Regions from separate parts of the Homo sapiens genome. Here region 1 is linked to region 2. Evidence: read pairs that join two places in POLR2A ChIA-PET (ENCODE). Cell type or tissue: PC-3. All regions are shown on one strand. Region 1 overlaps TMEM38A (transmembrane protein 38A). Region 2 overlaps FAM32A (family with sequence similarity 32 member A).

The links. Peaks named below come from ENCODE experiments on the same cell type or tissue, not always from the same donor. Only the 100,000 strongest peaks of a DNase experiment are listed, where the experiment ranks them.
Region 1: POLR2A ChIA-PET joins it to region 2 with 14 read pairs; 2 of 35 experiments call an interaction of 5 or more read pairs at or near these places.

The regions. Positions count from the first base shown.
Region 1 is chr19:16,677,447-16,679,946 of GRCh38, reverse strand. All of the region lies in intron 1 of TMEM38A (transmembrane protein 38A), which reads right to left. Among named protein-coding and RNA genes, the nearest start is that of TMEM38A, 18 kb to the right of the region's middle. RefSeq lists an enhancer at 1-390. In PC-3, no CTCF peak of the experiment used is centred here; no DNase peak of the experiment used is centred here.
Region 2 is chr19:16,189,657-16,192,156 of GRCh38, reverse strand. FAM32A (family with sequence similarity 32 member A) reads right to left here. Exons shown (of 4, transcript NM_014077.4): 3 at 1,584-1,637; 4 at 111-1,270. The coding sequence ends at 1,202. Among named protein-coding and RNA genes, the nearest start is that of FAM32A, 5.5 kb to the right of the region's middle. In PC-3, a CTCF peak has its summit at 719 (motif pointing right); no DNase peak of the experiment used is centred here; H3K27ac peaks cover 1,007 bases.

The sequences.
Region 1 (2,500 bases), 490 kb before region 2:
TGCCAAGGGCAGGCTTCACTCCCATATGCTCTGGTCAGCCTATCCTAATCCAGAGCGCCCACCCAACACTGTGCAGTTTGTAAGTTTCAGAGGAGGAACCAAGGTTCAGAGAGGCTGTACGCATGCCTGAGGTTGCACAGAGAAAATAGAGAGCCGAGTGGGAGTCCTTTCCTTCATGCCCAGAGAGGTGGCAATGATGATGACACTAGTTCACATTTAGGACTTAATAAATCCTCATCAGTGTCCCAGCCAAGTGATGGCTTTTATTATCAGGAGTCTCATTGTCAAGAGGAGACTGAGGCTTGGTGAGACGGGCCAGCTTGTACCTGGGAGTACTTTGAAATTGCTACTCTGGGCCGGGCATGGTGGCTCACACCTGTAATCCCAGCACTTTGGGAGTCCAAGGTGGACAAATCACTTGAGGTCAGGAGTTCAAGACCAGCCTGGCTAACATGGTGAAACCCCGTCCCTAAAAATACAAAAATTAGCCGGGAACGGTAGTGCATGCCTGTAATCCCAGCTACTCAGGAGGCTGACAGGAGAATCACTTGAACTCAGGAGGTGGAGGCTGCAGTGAGCTGAGATTGCACCACTGCACTGCACTCCAGCCTGGGCAACAGAGCAAGACTCCATCTAAAACACACACATACACACACACACACACACACACACACACACACACACACACACACACGAAACAAAAGAAATTGCTATTCTGACCTCAGCTGATCCCAAGATCCCTATGAGCTTATGCTGGTATTCTTTTTTTTTTTTTTTTTTAACTTTTTTTGTTTGTTTCAAACAGAGTGTCACTCTGTCACCCAGGCTGGAGTGCAATGGTGCAATCTCAGCTCATTGCAAATTCTGCCTCCCAGGTTCAAGCGATCCTCCTGCCTCAGACTCCCGAGTAGCTGGGATCACAGGCAGCCACCACCATGCCTGGCTAATTTTTGTATTTTCAGTAGAGAAGGGGTTTCACCATGTTGGCCAAGCTGGTCTCCAACTCTTGGACTCAAGTGAACCTCCCACCTCAGCCTCCCAAAGTGCTGGGATTACAGGCATGAGTCACCGTGCCCAGCCTTATGCTGGTATTCTTACACCTGCTGTCTTAAAAAGAATTTTTTTTTGTAAAATATACATTAAATTTATCACTTTACTTTTTTTTTTTTTTTTTTTTTTTGGACACAGGGTTTCACTCCCATCACCCAGCCTGGAGCGCAGTGGTGCAATCACGACTCACTGCAGCCTTGACTTCCTGGGCTCAAACACTCCTCCCACCTCAGCCTCGAAAGTATTTGGGACTACAGGCACGCGCGCCACCATGCCAGGCTAATTTTTTGTATATTTAAAGTAGGCACGGGGTTTCGCCATGTTGCCCAGGCTGGTCTCAAACTCCTGGGCTCAAGCCATCCACCTGGCTCAGCTTCCCAAAGAGTTGGGATTATAGACGTGAGACACCATGCCCAGCCCATTTTAAACATTTTTAAGTGTATAGCTCTTTTTTTTTTTTTTTTTTTTTGAGACAGAGTCTCACTCTGTCACCAGGCTGGAGCGCGGTGGCGCGATCTCGGCTCACTGCAACCTCCTCCTCCCGGGTTCAAGTGATTCTCCTGCCTCAGCCACCCGAGTAGCTGGGATTACAGGCATGCGCCACCACGCCCAACTAATTTTTGTATTTTTAGTGGAGATGGGGGTTCACCATGTTGGCCAGGATAGTCTCAATCTCTTGACCTTGTGATCTGCCCACCTTGGCCTCCCAAAGTGCTGGGATTACAGGCATGAGCCACTGCCAAGTGGCTGGCCAAGTGTGTGGTTCTATGGCATTATATTCACATTGTTTTGCCATAATCACCACCAACCATCTCCAAAACTCTTTCATCTTCCCAAACTGAAACCTATTAAACACTCACTCCTCATCCCCCATCGCCTAGCCCCTGGCACCATTCTACTTTCTGTCTCTATGAAATTGATGACTTTAGGAATCTCATGTAAGCGAAACCATACAAACTTTGTTGTTTTGTGTGGCTTATTGAGCATAATGTCCTCAAGCTTCATCCCCATTGTAGCATGTATTAAGCTTTTATTTCCGGGCTGGGCACGGTGGCTCACACTTGTAATCCCAACACTCTGGGAGGCTGAGCCACGTAGATCACTTGAGCCTGGGTGTTCGAGACCAACATGGGCAACATAGTGAGACCCCACCTCTGCAAAAAATTTTAAAAATTAGCTGGGCGTGGTGGCATGCTTCTGTAGTCCCAGCTACTCGGGAAGCTGAGGTAGGAAGATCACTTGAGCTGGTGAGGTGGAGGCTGCAGTGAGTCATGAGCATGCCACTGCACTCCAGAGCAAGACCCTGTTGAGAGGGGAGGGGAAGGGAGGGAAGGGGAGGGGAGGCCAGCCTGGGCAACACAGTGAGACCCCATCTCTACAAAAAATTTTTTCTAATTAGCTGGGCATGGTGGCATGCACCTGTAGTCCCAGCTACTCAAGAGGTTGAGTT
Region 2 (2,500 bases):
TTGAACCTGGGAAGTGGAGGTTGCAGTGAGCCAAGATTATGCCACTGCACTCCAGCCTGGGCAAGAGAGTGAAACTCTGTCTGGGAAAAAAAAAAAGAAGACACTCAGACTTACAATAACTGACTTTTGCTTTATTGTGTAATTTACACAGGACAACCCCAAATTCCACACTTCGTTTTTCTCTTCTGCCTTCATTATTCTTTCAATATCTACGTCAACAGAAATCGTTTCTCCCAATAACATATGTGGTTTGATCCTCAGCCAGGACGCACAGGCCCTACAAGATCCCAGCCCTCCAACACGGACACCTGGACCCTCCCATTTGACTGCAGCCTTGTCTGTTTGTACCGGGGCTCTGCCCTGGTCCTGTCACCCCTGAGACGTCCGTAAGGTAGGAATGCCAAACAGGATCTGTGTGATGTGTCAACTCTGAGTAAATACAAGAGGCTGCTAGGAGCCCCCAGCTGAGGATTGAGAGGCAGGCTGTGTCTGGTTCCATTTCAAAGAATGCTGTGATGCATTAGCAGCGTCTGCTATGGCAACACCCATTAGAAGCACCTGGAAGGGGGGTTTTGGGAAACGGGCTCAGAAAGGAGCAAGGTGTGTCCGTTCCATTCTTGCCTTAGGTGGCTGTTCCGTTACCCAGGCTATGCTGTCTCAGTGGCCAGGTGGCTGAGGAGGAAGTCTGAAGGCCGCATAGTTGCAAGTGGCTTCCCTAGGGCCTGCAGGGGACAGCATAGGCCCAAAGCTAGAGGAAGCTTGGAAGGGCGCCCACGCTGGGTCCTGCGGGGCTCTGCATACTGCAGGCCACCATGGCGCTAGCTCCTTACCCTCTGGAGTCTGTCTCATCCAGGAGAAGACAGCTGGCTGGCCTCAGAGCGTTACATGCAACTCGGGTGAAAACATTTTTACATGACACAGACACACAATGGGCTTTACCTCTGGATAAACTTAGAAACTTTCCATCCAAACGAAAAGGGTGTATCTTCTGTATGTTGCCAAGAAGCCTAAACTGAGTACAAGGACGATCTTACTTTAATCAAGTTCCAGAATGAGGGTACACAGCTTCGAAAAGCAGTCTGTAGCAGAAGATGCAAGGGTGTGTGTAGCCATGTTTCCAGAATATACCAAAGGAAACACACACAACCCCAGTGTGGCCTTTTGCGAACCCTCGATGCTGCTCCATACTGGGGGCAGGCGGCTACTTCGTCCAGCTGACTTTGGGAATGTCGTAATGCTCCGTGAGTGTGTCCAGGTGTCTGTTGAAGTCCTGGGGAGGTGGAGTAGAAGGCCGGTGTCAGCGCAGACCCAAGTGGGGTACTGGGGAGAAGTGGCACTGCCCAGCCCCACCTCTCCCACATCCTATCTCTCCTGAGCCCCCTCCTCTCAAACTCACCCTGCCAGGTCTTACAGACTCCTGAACCCTGGGCTCCCCTTTGAATAACCCTGGGGAAGTGTCACTTCTATTAGGTAAACTTCCCTTCTCGTCAACATGCCAACAGCTCCCTCTGCCAGCTGATAGCCTCTGGGCCCAGCTGGGACCCTGAATGGCTCAGTCTCCCCCACTGGACACGGCGACTCACCTCCACTCTCTGCTTGTGGGTTTTGGATGCCTTCTTTAGGATCCTTTCCATTTGCTGGAGAGAGAAGAGACATGGAGGTGAGTTTACAGGCTCAACACAGCCCAGGCTGGCATGGGGTGGAAGATGGAGCCTGGCCAGACTGGCTCTCACATTTAGAACAGCTGGAGGTTTCAGGCTCTGTGCCTTGTCCCCCTCCCTCAACTCCACCCAGGCTGGTCCAACAGGGAACCCAGGTCACTTGCCAGCTTCGTGAGTGGCAGGAAATGAACCAGCAATGCCTGAGCGCGTACCCATGAGCAGACTCTGCTGGGAGCTGTCGGCATGCTTCCTGCATCCTGAGGAGGCTGTTAGCACTCCCAGTTTGGAGGAAAACAAAGTCCCAGAGCGGGTTTCAGGAATGATGAGAAAGAGAGAGGTAAAGGGTCTGACATAGAGCAGGTGCTCAAGTGACACTTCCCATCCTGATGTTAGGGCTACAAGACCAGGATCACCATCCCCAGGGTTATTCTGAAATATGCCTCCTGCACCATGACCTGCTCTGATCCTCACTTCAAACACTCAATGACACCTGGAAAGGTCAGTATCTGGTAGCAGCTGGGAGTGTGGGCTGGGCGCGGTGGCTCATGCCTGTAATCCCAGCACTTTGGGAGGCTAAGGCAGGAGGATAGCTTGAGCCCAGGAGTTCAAGACTAGCCTGGGCAACATAAGGAGACCCCAACTCTACAAGAAAATCAGCTGATTTTGGTGGTGCACACCTGTGGTCCCAGCTACTCAAGAGGCTGGGGTGAGAGGACTGCTTGACCCAGGAGGTTGAGGCTGCAGTGAGCTATGATCACACCAATGCACTCCAGCCTGGGTGACAGAGAGAGAGACCCTGTCAAAAAAAAAAAAAAAAAAAAAAAAAAGAGTTGGAGTGT